2 separate regions of the Homo sapiens genome follow, and region 2 is linked to region 1. The links are chromatin contacts, found by Hi-C or POLR2A ChIA-PET in ENCODE. All regions are on one chromosome and are shown on one strand. Each heading gives the region's core, a stretch centred on a gene start or an enhancer-like site at or near the end of the contact. The rest is flanking DNA. Distances are from core to core; before and after follow the strand shown. Region 1 holds the start of KDM3B (lysine demethylase 3B). Region 2 has its middle 29 kb from the start of CDC23.

The links. Hi-C counts contacts between places; a loop is a spot of excess contacts on that map. ChIA-PET counts read pairs that join two places held with the same protein, here RNA polymerase II (POLR2A). Pooled maps may share reads with other maps.
Region 2: a loop to region 1 is called in a pooled map, with 2.1 times the contacts of the local background. The contact joins the enhancer-like site here to the promoter of KDM3B in region 1. A Hi-C loop is called at or near these places in 3 of 50 pooled maps. POLR2A ChIA-PET finds 5 or more read pairs at or near these places in 7 of 52 experiments (GM10248, GM12878, K562 and 4 more).

The regions. Positions count from the first base shown.
Region 1 is chr5:138,350,032-138,356,437 of GRCh38, reverse strand. It overlaps KDM3B (lysine demethylase 3B), which reads right to left and starts at 3,753. Exons shown (of 24, transcript NM_016604.4): 1 at 3,451-3,753. The coding sequence starts at 3,642. RefSeq lists an enhancer at 2,814-2,913 and silencers at 3,164-3,633, 3,714-3,953, 3,974-4,053.
Region 2 is chr5:138,239,478-138,245,883 of GRCh38, reverse strand. No RefSeq gene overlaps it. Among named protein-coding and RNA genes, the nearest start is that of CDC23, 29 kb to the right of the region's middle. RefSeq lists an enhancer at 1-387. Within about 2 kb of position 3,988, at least 5 of the 41 ENCODE cell types and tissues checked have a DNase peak (open chromatin) inside an H3K27ac peak, as active enhancers do.

The DNA.
Region 1 (6,406 bases), core at 2,504-5,003:
ATTGTTTTTCACCCATCAGATTGGCAAAAATGAGAAAGACTGATGATACCAGTGAAGGCAAGGGTAAAGAGAAACAAGCACCCTGAGTACTGTTGGTGGGAGTAGGAAATGCTATACACCTACTGGAAAATAACCTGGCATTATGTAATAAAATAAAAAATACATATACTTCTTAACCGAACCATTTCAACCCTGGATTGCTAAACTACAGAAATAAAACCTGGATTACATAAAAATATGTATACAAGTATATTAATGACAGCATTGTCTATACTGCCAAAAAAACTTTAGATAACCTGAATGTCCATTAACAGGAGGAATAACTGAATAAATTATGGTACATCCATTCTATGGAATATAAGGTAGTTACCAAAAACGATGAGTAAAATCTGTAAGTATTGATCCCCATGGTATACTGTCAAATGAAAGAAAAAAAAGGCAGGGTGCAAATATTGTGCAGTAGGACACCATTTGCTAAAAAAAGAGGGAACTCTTTGTATACGGTTGAATGTTTTCATGTTTTTTGTACTAGCATTAAGAAAGATGAGCAAAGAGATTGCTGGTTTTTCTTGTGTAAACCTTTGTTTGACATTTTGCAAATTACAAGCTTTGCTTTTATAACCAAAAAAAGGAAAATCCATGGGTTTCTTTTTTTGGTCTGTTTTATCTACAATACCCATATACGTGACGGTCCCAAGGTCTCTGCAACTTACATGAGCCAATAATGATTTAGGAACACAAAGAGGACACCAGATTAGGAAAGAAAAGCCAGAGATAAATGCATACAACCCATAAACTAATTCTAAAAAAATAAAAGGCCCATTTTAAAACACAAATAAAATTACTATTCCACTAGAAAGTGGGGGAAAAGCTGTTTTCATGCCTTGGCTAAACATCTGAGTAATTTGTCAGCATGGCTTCTGCTGGTGAAGATGTCCACCTATGAGAACCTTATCAACAAAACTCTCAATCAACAGGATCCTGACTCCTTTTTTTCACATCTCACCTTAAGGTAGCACTTGGCTTTGTTACTGTTTTCCAAAAAAGGTTTCATTTAATGGATCAGTACTGTATTTTATAGGATATCTGAATCAAAAAGTATTTAGAAAGAGATGTATTCGTGGAATCTAAAATTAAGAAGTGTGTTTTCAATCACTTCAGAAACTCATTCATCCAACCCTCAATTACTCATCCTTAAAAGGGGGCGCCCTGCTAGGCATTACTCAAAACCAAGCATGCCTGAAAACATCTTAAACATAACTGAATGAAAATCTGCCCAATCACAGGCCAGCTGCTTGCAAACTCCACCCTTGAGTACGGGAAGAACACTTTTGATTGGAAGACAGTTGTGTTTACTACCGTGTGTGGTGCAAATTGGAAAGGTCCACATGCCTACGGTCCAAAGGAAATCTCTCTTAATGAGAAAAAAAGAAAACGGCCCATTCTCATCCTACACTGGTCATTGTCATTAATAGAACCTCAACAAAATACCAATTCTTGAACAATTTTGCAAGCTGGTGAAAAAATCTAAAGGCTCTGAGTTTTGGTCTGGCTGTTTTCTCATCTATGTCCCTGGATATACATGTAAGACAAGCATAAATGTATTCTCAAAATACAAACCTGCCTTTGCTTCTACATTCACACAGCCCTATGCAAGACCTCAACACAGCTGTAATGTTCTTTGCTTTAATTTCCAAGAATCACTGCAACTTTTTACTTGGTTTGAGAACCCAGTTCCGTGGGATCAGTGGTAAAATTATTCAGTATTTAGCTTAGTGGGTGTCCAGCAAGGAAGTGAGCTCCAAAATCCTCTGCCCTTAGGGAGCACAGCAAACGACAAAGTGAATGGGGAGCCATTTCAGGTGCAGAGCTCATTAGCAATTCATCTGATGGAGGAAACGAGACGACCACTGCAAGAACCAGAAAAAAATCCCAATGAATAGCTAGGGCAAAGTAGGCCTTCGGTCAAAGTATGCATATAATAGTGGATCTTAAGTATGTTTTGCCTCCAAGGTGGTAGAATGAATCTGAAATGGACACTTCTTTTCCCATCCCAGCCATCTTTTAAAGAAAGCGCAGAGGAATAGAGATCCAAATCCCAGTCTTAATCATCATTCCATCCCCTTAAATTTTTAGTATCTTTTTGCAAATTTGCCCCACTGAGGCCTTATAAATGTCCTAGTAACGTTTCTTATACAGCATGAAGAAAAATCAAAGCAAATGAACCCAAGTAGCAGAAGCAAAGCCTAAGCCATCCACAAAAAAAATCCATAAAGCTTGTATATTAGTGAAAAAGGACAGTCTAACACCGTTGATCAATAGGAAGAAAAATGAACATCGGAAGCCTACAACATTACTTCCAAATCTCACAAACTGCGTTCCCGTTTATATCTGCAAAAGCAAGTTCATCAAGAAAATTTACTTTCTGCTTGCTGATCTATTACATTCCAAAAGACCACCCCCTGCCCCAACACGCACACACACCATTTTTCATAGCCTTATCTCACCAGAGAAGCTAGGGCCCCTATCAAAATGAGGAAATAAAGTGGCTTGCCAAAACTCAAACACTATATTTTACCGCCACATTAACGAGAATAACACATCATGATCCCGAATGCTAGTTAAGTTGTATGACTGAACAACTTTAATCACAAAACACACCAAGGCATTCAAAAAGGGCCAAGCCCAAACACAAAGTTTCAAAACAAAACCTCTCCCAAGGTTGGGGGAGTAGCTGAGCTGGGAGCAAAAAGCACTACCCAGCAGCCCCGTTCGGCCACTAAGAAAGATCTCAAACTTAACAAAAACAGCCACAACTGCAGCTCCTGTCACCCAGAAGCGTTAAGGAAAGGAGAGGAGAGCTCGAGACAGTGCCGAGAGCTGGCCTTTCTGGAGACCGCCAGGCCGAGCCCAGCTCAGATGAGGAAGTAACTGCCAGATAAAAAAGCCCCGACCAGCTCCAACTGCAGCCTCCGTGCCTCCCATAACTGCCCACATTCCCGCCCCACTTGGGGCTCTGGGAGAAAAGGAACAGGGCGCAGGTCTCCTGGGAGAGGCTGGGGACCACAGGTCCGCGTCTTCGAGAGGGCAGCGGCAACACTGGCCGAACTCTGAGGCTCCCGGGAGCTCAAGATTCGAGAGCCTGCTCCGAAGGCGTGTTGGGGGGAACGCCGAGAAAAGGGTCGCCCAGGAGGCGGGGCCTGCTGGCTGCAAGCAGCAGCTCCGGACGCCCTGGCCGCCCCCCGGGGGAAACCGGGGCGCACACCCCGACGCGGAAGCCATGCCGGCAAGCGCTCGGGGTGCGGAGGTGCCGGCGGGGGGCGCTAAGGAGACCCGGGGGCACGGAAATGGGTCACCCCCATCCCACCGCCCCCTCACAAAGGCCCCCGGGGAGGCCGCCCGCAGGCCCCGCAGCCCCGGCCTCGAGTGCCCGACTCGGCCGCCACTCACCGCTAGGTCCTGGGGCACCGCCCCGCTCATGGCCCGCACCGTGCCGGCCCGCCAGGCTCGAGTGCGCAGCGCAGGCCCCGGATCTCCGCTCGCCGCTGCCGCCGCGGGAGCCGAGGCCGAGGCTGAGGCCGCAGTGTCCGCGAACAGCAGCAGCAGCCGCTTGCCCACCGGGGAGGCCGCCGCGTCCGCCATCGCCGGGGCCGGCCTGACCCGCGCTCCCGCCCGCCGCCTCCCACCACCTCCGCCGCCAAGCGCCCGATCCGCCCGCAAGGCCTCCCTCCGCACCACCCGCGGCCGCCGTTCCCCCCCACCCCCCCCAACAGCCACCACCAACCACCGGCGCAGCGCAGCGCCCCCCGTGGCCGGGAGCGGAGCCGCAGCCTGGGCCCCGCACAGCGCCCCCCGCGCTCTGGAGCGGGGCGACAGCTCCTGGCCCCTCGCAGCGCTCCGCCCCAATCTCCCCGGGGCCTGCAGTGCCCCCTGCGGTCTGGAGGGGAATTGCAGGTCCGGCCGGGGTAGGGAAGTGGGCGGGTCCTTCAGCTTCCCCATGGCATCATCCCTGGTCTCAATCTTCCTTCAGGGAGTCGTATATATGAGAGGGCTTTAGCTTGCTCTCCTCGGATACCAAAGACATTTACGGGGTAAGGGGGTGAGGGGCAAGGTACCTAGAGAGTGGATGTTTTGAGCTATTTAGTGTCTCCAATACCCCCATTGATTTCCTATCCTGAAAATATGAGCTCCTACCTGCTGTCTTGTAGGAAATGTTCTCCCCATTGGTCCATGAGACACAATGTCTTCCTTCTCAATGGCCCATAACAGCACCATCCCATTCTATACTGCCAGCACTTCTTAGGTTCCTTTCCAATTGGCCAATGTATTACTTCCATTGGATGTATAATGCCACTCTTTCCACTGACTGAAGGCCAACGTGCCCCCCAACATCTTGGTGTTTTTCCTAAAACCGACCTAACTTCTTCCCCTTCCTAGTCTGCCAATGTTATTAAGTCTACGTGTTTCTCCATTCAACTCTTAGGGGAACTGGAAATAGACCAACAGTAAAGGGGTTCTCTTAGTAGCACTCCATCTTACCATGGAATTAGTGGGGCTGGGGGCAAAGAAAATTCTGTAACTCTTATCTGAATGCATTTAATACAGGTGTGGGAGACTGATAGCTCCTGATTAGAAAAGGAGCCTGCAGAGAAAGTGAGATGCTGAGATTTTTGGCTAGATTGTTACCCACAATAAGCAACAGGAAATTGCCTCAATCATTTAAAGCTGGCAATATCAGGGACTAGCACATTCCATGGTCTCATGGATGCAGAGACTGAGTATACACAAAATGGATACAAAAGATAAAGGGTATAGTAATAACCCATGACTGTTGTTCTAAAAGTGACTTTTTGATTTTCCCTACAGACAGGAAATAGTGGTAGCTGGTTCTTTCTCCAAGGCTTCTGTGCCTACCCCAGCTATCTCCTGTCCATAACCTTGTCTACACCCTTGACCTACTTTTCTTGTAACAAAGGCTTGGGGAGAGGGGTAACCAACTATTGACTTTATACTTTTACTAAAGTATAAAACATATAGGAAAATCATTCTAGAACCAACCCTGTGGAGCACCAAGGAAACATTCCTCCCTCCACTTCTTTTTAACTTCCATCTCCCACAGCCAACCTGAGGCCTGACTCAGAATGTTTTTCTGGGCTGAGAGCCACCTCTTAAAGCACATGGCCCATAAGCTGTAGTTGGTAGGAGGGGAACAAGGGTGAATCCATACAAGATCTATCTGCCTTGCAATTTTTCTATCAAAATTATCTGCTGGGATTTTCTCCCATACAGAGATTTAACTACTGCCCCAATGTCCAAGGCTAGTTTCTCACAGCAGAGAGACAGAAATGTACCTAAGTTCACGGATGGGAAAGGCAAAAGGGAAATGCATTCAACAAATGTGACCAGCACTTTTCATGTGCCAGGAACTTCCCAAAGTGTTGGGGACACAATATTGAATAAAACAAAACTCTTGCCCTCATGGAGTTTACGTTCTTTCCTATATTAACAAGACTTCAGGAATGAAAAATAAAATCACACTTGGCCTCACAGAAAATAGCAGAAAAATCCAACAAAAATAAACTCAAAAGAAAAAAAGGGGGAAACAAAGTCATTTTAGATGTTCAAACTTTACCCCTGCTCAAGCAGTAGGTGAAATGAAACATCAGTTTTAAAGAAAAAAAACCCTGTAATTCTAAGCTTCTTTAACCACATGCCACTGCCCACCACTTCCCCAAAGCCCTTCCTTTGTTTCCAGGGCAGGTGACAACCCTCACTTTTTCTAGGGTGTATGTGCACCCCTGCAAAGATTCCTGCTCCAGGTAGTCAAGTCAGTCCTGTCCTGCACACACTTCATTGGTATTCAATGATGAGTGCCACCAATTTGAAGCAGGAAACCAGGACATAAGCTAAGCAACTTGACTCTTCTTGCTGCCTGGCAAATTAGCACCACAACTGGTAAAGAAAGGCTAAGCCTTAGAGACAGAGGCTCCTGCCTGGATCTCTAAGCAACTACACTTCACCCACACACATTGGAAGAATGTCAACATAGAGAGAAGAAAGGGTGGAACAGAAAGGTCTAAAGAGTGAGCCACATAGCTTCTTTTGGCAAACCAACACTCCCAAAGGAAACATTAGGGAAAATACTGTCTTCTACAACAAAAGAGAAGCTTTGCAGCTAGGATTATTTTCCAAAAGCAGTATTTTTAGGATGGAAAAATTGCCTAGGTCTATGGAATCTGAATTCTGATGACTAAACCTCTATCTCTCCAGGATGTAACATGTGAAAACTTAAGAAAGATCCCTGGCTGTCTCCCACCCTGCCTTCTCCCTACTTCCCAAAGCCTACAAACCAATCTAGACAAGTTCCTGACTGTACCATAAACCATTTCTCAGGGAGCTGGAATGC
Region 2 (6,406 bases), core at 2,739-5,238, 110 kb after region 1:
CAGGATGTGAGAGCCCATCCCCCACAGAAGAATGCCTGCAAATAGCCCCTCCCTAGTGCTGACCCTGCTCCCAGTTGCTGTGGTCAGCTGAAGTGTTAGGGCATTTGTTTCTGGTCTTCCCAGACTTTGGTTGGCTTTTGGTTTCTTCCTGCTGAGCACCTACTGTTGGCTGAGTAGGGCAGAAGACAGGTTGGCACAGAGATGAAGACAAGTTTTGTCGTAGAGATGGATAAACAAATAATAGTGAGAGACATCATTATTTGAGTACTTGGTAGCTATAAAATACTGTGCTAAGAGCTTTACACGTGTATCCTTTCAAAAGATGAGCCTTCCAGCCTGGGCAACATAGTGAGACCTTGTCCCTGCAAAAAATACAAAAATTAGCCAGACGTGGTGGCCTGTGCCTGTGGTCCCAGCCACCCAGCTACTTGAGAGTTTGAGATGGGAGGATTGCTTGAGTCAGGGAGGTAGAGGCTGCAGTGAGCCCTGATTATGCCACTGGACTCTAGCCAGGGTGACAGAGTGAGATGCCATCTCAAAAAATTAAAAGCTGAGCCTCTTCACGGTCTTGTCTCCACATGGTATCAATCTGGCATCCATAATATTTGAAAAAAATATTTGAATAATGGTTGCACATTCTTTTGAAAAATATACACAGCAAAACTTAAAATCCTCTTTTCCTGAGGCCGGAGGATTGCATGAGGCTGGGAGTTTGACACCAGCCCAGGCAACATATTGAGACCCTGTCTCTACAAAAAAATTTAAAAATTAGCCAGGAGGCTGAATGTGGTGGCTCACGCCTATAATCCCAGCACTTTGGAGGCCAAGGTAGGTGGATCATGAGGTCAGGAGTTCGAGACTAGCCTGGCCAATATGGTGAAACCCCATCTCTACTTAAAAATACAAAAATTAGCCAGGCGTGGTGGTGCACACCTGTAGTCCCAGCTACTCAAGAGGCTGAGGCAGGAGAATCGCTTGAACCCGGGAGGTGGAGGTTGCAGTGAGCTGAGATGCACCACTGCACTCCAGCCTGGGCAACAGAGTGAGACTCCATCTCAAAAAAAAAAAAAAAAAAAAAAAAAAAACCAAAAACAAAGAACTAGCCAGGAATGGTGGTAGTAGTCCTAGCTACTTAGGAGGCTAGGTGGGAGGACAGCCTGAGCTCAAGAGTTTGAGGCTTCAGTGAGCCATGATGGGGCAACTGTATCTCAGCCTGGGCGACAGAGCAAGACTGTCTCAAAAACAACAACAACAACAACAACAAAACAAAACAAAAACAAAACAAAAAACACTTTTCCATCTGTCTCTATTGTATACACAAAGCAGCCCCTCATCACATCCCTTTCTTCCCTTCCAAGCTCCCCCAGAGGAGAAATTAAGGCCATGAATATATATAGATAACATTTTTTCTTTACTCATACCTAATCCAATTTAAACTTCTTCACAGCCCTGTGAAGGGAGGCACTATTGTTTCCATTTTAGTTGGAGAAACAGATGTTTAGAGGTTAAATCTTGACCAAGCTCACAAAGCTAATCATTGGCAGGTGGATTTGAAGCAGGTTCTGTGCCTACTGTGAAGTACTTATGTGATCCAGGGGCTCTGAGACCCCTGAGAAGGGGCCAAGTAATTCAGCATGGGGGGATCATTTAGGCTTCATGGAGGAAGAAATACTGGAGTCGGGCATCAAAGGATGAGGAAAAGCTCTCAATAGGCAGAGATGGGCGATATGTTTCTCAGGAAGGGTGGGAGGGAGGCCCAAGGGATAAGCATATCAGATAGTGGGATGTCAGAGAGGAGTGATCTCAGCACTACCCCACACAACGGGGTGAGCCTGACACTTAGGAGACTTGCCTCATTTCCCAACTTTGCCCCAGGGAGATTCTGCCTGTGCCCTTTTAACAGCCTCCATCACAAAGCCTCCTTGTGTCTTCTGAAAGAGACATTTTGACTCAGGCTGGCTCCCCTCCATAGGGGAAGAGAGGGAGGTCTGTGGTGAAGGAGCCCAGCAATGAACTCCCCAACAAAATACCATATGCTCAATTCCTCAGGAATTACATGTCAAGATTGTCTTAGGGAATGCAGCCCTCTAGCTGGTCAAAGAAAGCATATTGTAGTCTAAAGGACACAATGGAAAGCAGATCCAGCTTGATCTGCATTTGAGTCTCAGCAAAACCATCAGCTGGGTGAATTCAGGCAAGCTGCTTAATCTTGCTGAGCTTCAGTCTTTGGATCTAAAAAATGATGAGCCTTTTTGCTAAAGAGTGGTGCCTCATGGGTTTGTCAGAGAGGAAGAGGAAATGGCTGGCTGGGGGATATATTAATCTAATATTTTCTTCAGTGCTGGGTGTTAGGGACTTGTCAAATCTGGATTTCTCGGGTAGGAAGTAGACAGTATGTGAGCTCAGGAACTTGGGTGGAAAGGTGACTCCCAGCAAGCAAAGGGAAAAAGAAGAGGTGGTGGGTGAAGCATGGAGAGAGAGTTTCCAGTCCTGAAGTCTTAGTACCATGAGGGAACAATTCCATGAACCTCTTTGAGCCTCAGTTTCTTCACCTTCAAATGCCAATTCAGCTTCATGAATAGTGGCAGGACACTTGAATTGCTATTTCATCTATTTTATTTATTTATTGAGACAGAGTCTCACTCAGTTGCCCAGGCTGGAGTGCAGTGGCGCTATCTCAGCTCACTGCAACCTCCGCCACCCAGGTTCAAGTGATTCTAGTGCTTCCCCCTCCCAAGTAGCTGGGATTACAGGCAGACGCTACCAGGCCCAGTTAATTTTTGTATTTTTAGTAGAAACGGGGTTTTGCCATGTTGGCCGGGCTGGCCTCAAATTCCTGGCCTCAGGTGGTCCACTGGCCTCGGCCTCCCAAAGTGCTGGGATTACAGGTGTGAGCCACTGTGCCTGGCAAAGTGTTTGTATTTTACAAATGAAATTGAGGTTAAGTCCTGACCTGGTTCCAGCATATAGCGCGCGTGTGTGTGTGTGTGTGTGTGTGTGTGTGTGTGTGTAAGAGATAAATGATCCTTTAAATTACACAAAATTTGGGACTCCTGTGTTTGAATTGGCAAGAGACCAAGCCCACTGCCTCTGCTTTCTCTGCTGCCCAAGTAATTAGAAAACCTGGCCACTTGACTGAACTGGCCATCCAGAAAAAGGGAGGCAAAGGAGAATAAACACAAATTAGTATTTCCGTAAATTAGCCTGACATACTAAAATTTATTGAGTGCTCATTATCTGCCAGGTACTCTGCTAAGCACTTTGCATGTAATAGCTTTAGTAGGGTCTAAATTACACGTTGGAGGGTAGCCTAGGGCTTAACAGTACAAACTTGGAGTCCCAGGCTGCTTAGGAGGGTGGGAGTCCCGCCTCCCCCAGTAGCTTGCTGCACATTCGTGGTTATTGCCGAAGTCCCTCCACCTCTCCAAGCCCCAATTTCCACTCTCTGCCTCTTGGGTCGTTGTAATGAAACAGTAAGCTACAGTATGTTAAGTGGCAAAGAGGTAAACAACAACAATATAAATAACGGCAAATGTTTATTGAGCTGATATGGATGGCAGGGGCATCCCGATCCTGAAACACTATCCTCTCCCCTCCACCACGGCAGCCGGACCCTGAGTTGAGTCCAGGCGGAGCCGCTGCGCCCCAGCCCCGCACCGGCGCGGGCGGAACTGCGTGGGGGAAGCTGTGGGCGGCGTGCGGCGGAGGCGCGCCGCCTAATGCAGTTGTCAGTTAATTAGGGGAGAAGGTTATGTCATTAACGGCAGGATCGATGCAAAGGGAATTAAGAGGCTCGGGCAGCGCCTCCGCGCGCACTCTGCGCGGGCCGAACTCCACAAAAATTCGATACGCATTAGCCGACTATCAGCGGCCGCCCGGGGCACGGGGCTGGCCGAGCGCCGGAGCTGGGCCCAGGGCGGGAGTCCGGTGCCGGACGGGCGCCCCTGCCTGGGCAGCCCTGGAGTCCTTGCTGGGCGAGGTCCCGGCTTGACTGCGGGAGGCCCTCGGAGGCGCGAGCATCGCGGCCTGGCTTAGGGTAGGCCAGGGGCGCGATGCCGACGGCTGGGTTAACGTTTAAACATTCCAAAGAGTCCCTGGTGCTGTTCCCAGCGCTCTCGGCCCAGGCTGTACAACACGCTCAGCCAGCTCATGCTGCAGGTCCAGCCGAAGTCACAGGGAAGCCGCCCTGACCTCCCTAGACCAGGCCAGACCACCGTGTCACCCACCCTCACAGCACTTCATGGCATTTATCACAGTGACACTATAAAGTGATCTATAGAAGGTTCTCTACAGTATCTTTATCCCGTCCAGACTGTAAACCCCAGAAGAGCGGGACTTAGTGGATCTGCCTTGTGTACCTGCACCCAAAGTGCCTGGAAGATGCAAGTGCTCAGTACATATCTGCCCAAGGAATGAATCCCCTTAGCAGCCCAGGGAGTTGGTAGGGTGGGGAAACTGAGACTCAGAGAAATGACTTGCCCAAGATCACACTGATCTCCCAGCTTCCCATGCTTTTTCCTTGCACAGATTAATGTGTCTGAACCTTGGTTTTCCCATCTAGGGGAAAGTTAGTTGTAGCTGCCTCCATACTAGGTGCCAGGAACTGTGCTAACATTTTACTTACATTTACTCATTTAATTCTCACAACAACCCTGTGAGATAGAAATCGTGTTATAAAGGAGGAACTTGAAACTAGCAAGAGCTGGGCTCATCATTTGTCTGTTTGCCTTCAGATCCATTGCTCTCCTTCTAATACTCTGTGTCACATGTGGGCTACCCCTACACTCCATCCCCATCCCATCCCCAGGCAGGCTGCATTTCCCAGGCTCCCTTGTCAGCTGGCTTTTGGCTGGGTTTGGACAACGGGAGCCACAGGCACAGACTGAGGGTGGGAGGACAGGAGAAGCTAGGAGACCCACAGCCTTGGCAGCTTCTGGCTCCATCTCCTTCATCTGGCCCCACACTAGGGATGGTAGTGGTTTCCTGTTCTTGCTAATCTCTGGGTTGCCCCCGTTTCCCCTGTTTGGCTTCTCAGTTCTTCCATCACTTACATAGCCACAGTATTAAATTCTCACTGTTTGAAATAGTTAGTGAGTTCATTTTCCTGATTACCCAAAGAGTCATGATTTGTATCCAGATCTGTCTGACCACAAAATCTACATGCTTAAAGTTTCTCATGCTTAAAGTTTATCTCAGAGGACAGTAGGACAAAGCAGTAAAAAAAATGATAACCACGAACCACGCTGCCCAGAAAACTCTTCCTAGGTAGCTTCTGTAGGAGAAATTCATTTTAAATATAATGGCTCACCCATAAAGCCTATTTATAATTTATTATGTTTTTAAAGTTCTACTTTCCATAGCTAAAATATTGTTTACACCTGTAAATGAAGGTAATCATAGCATCTACCTGGTAGAGATGCTATGAAGACAAAATCAGCTAATCTATGCCAAACACCTGCATGAGGTAGCTGTTCACTGACAATTCCTTCCCTGATTCCTTTAAAACCTGGGGAAATTTTATTGCCTTCAGTCTTCTCAGCTCGAGAATCCTGGAGCGTGGAGGATGGCAGCTCTGCCTTTCATTTCTTTTTTTTTTTTTTTTTTAGATGGACTTTTGCTCTTGTTGCCCAGGCTGGAGTGCAATGGCGCGATCTCGGCTCACCGCAACCTCCGCCTCCCAGGTTCAAGCGATTCTCCTGCCTCAGCCTCCCGAGTAGCTGGGATTACAGGCATGCACCACCATGCCTGGCTAATTTTTTTTTTATTTTATTTTTAGTAGAGACCGGGTTTCTCCATGTTGGTCAGGCTGGTCTCGAACTCCTGACCTCAGGTGATCCACCCACCTGGGCCTCCCAAAGTTCTGGGATTACAGGCATGAGCCACCGCACCCAGCCTCTGCCTTTCATTTCTAAGTGTTCTCCTTATTGCATTGTAGATTCACCTTGCTCATTGGACCCATGAATGGGAAGTAGTAATCAGATGGCCAGCCTGACAGCTGCAATACACAGAAGATGTGTGCAATGAATGTTAGATCTGACTGAATGCTCCCAAATCAACTGGACTGCCCCCAGAGACTTGGCTGGCAATGAATGAGAGTGTGAGGTGCTTTTGACACATGCATTCAAGGCCTGATTTGAGCAAAGATGTCTGCTTGACAGTCCCGAGGGCAATTTTCTCCTGATTGATTTGCAACTTTCCATCTTAATGGAAAATAAGCCAAGCGTAAAGGAGGTAGTTTTCTCCCTGAACCAGAAATCCTTGCTTTGCTTTCCTTTCTGAACTTGGGGGTTACCATTTCTTATTACCTGAAAAGGGGTTACAGAGACCAAAGTTTGCTGGGAGAAGGTGCAAAGGTGGAGGAGTTACGGATAGGAGCTCAACTCACACAATCCCCAATGACTTGGGA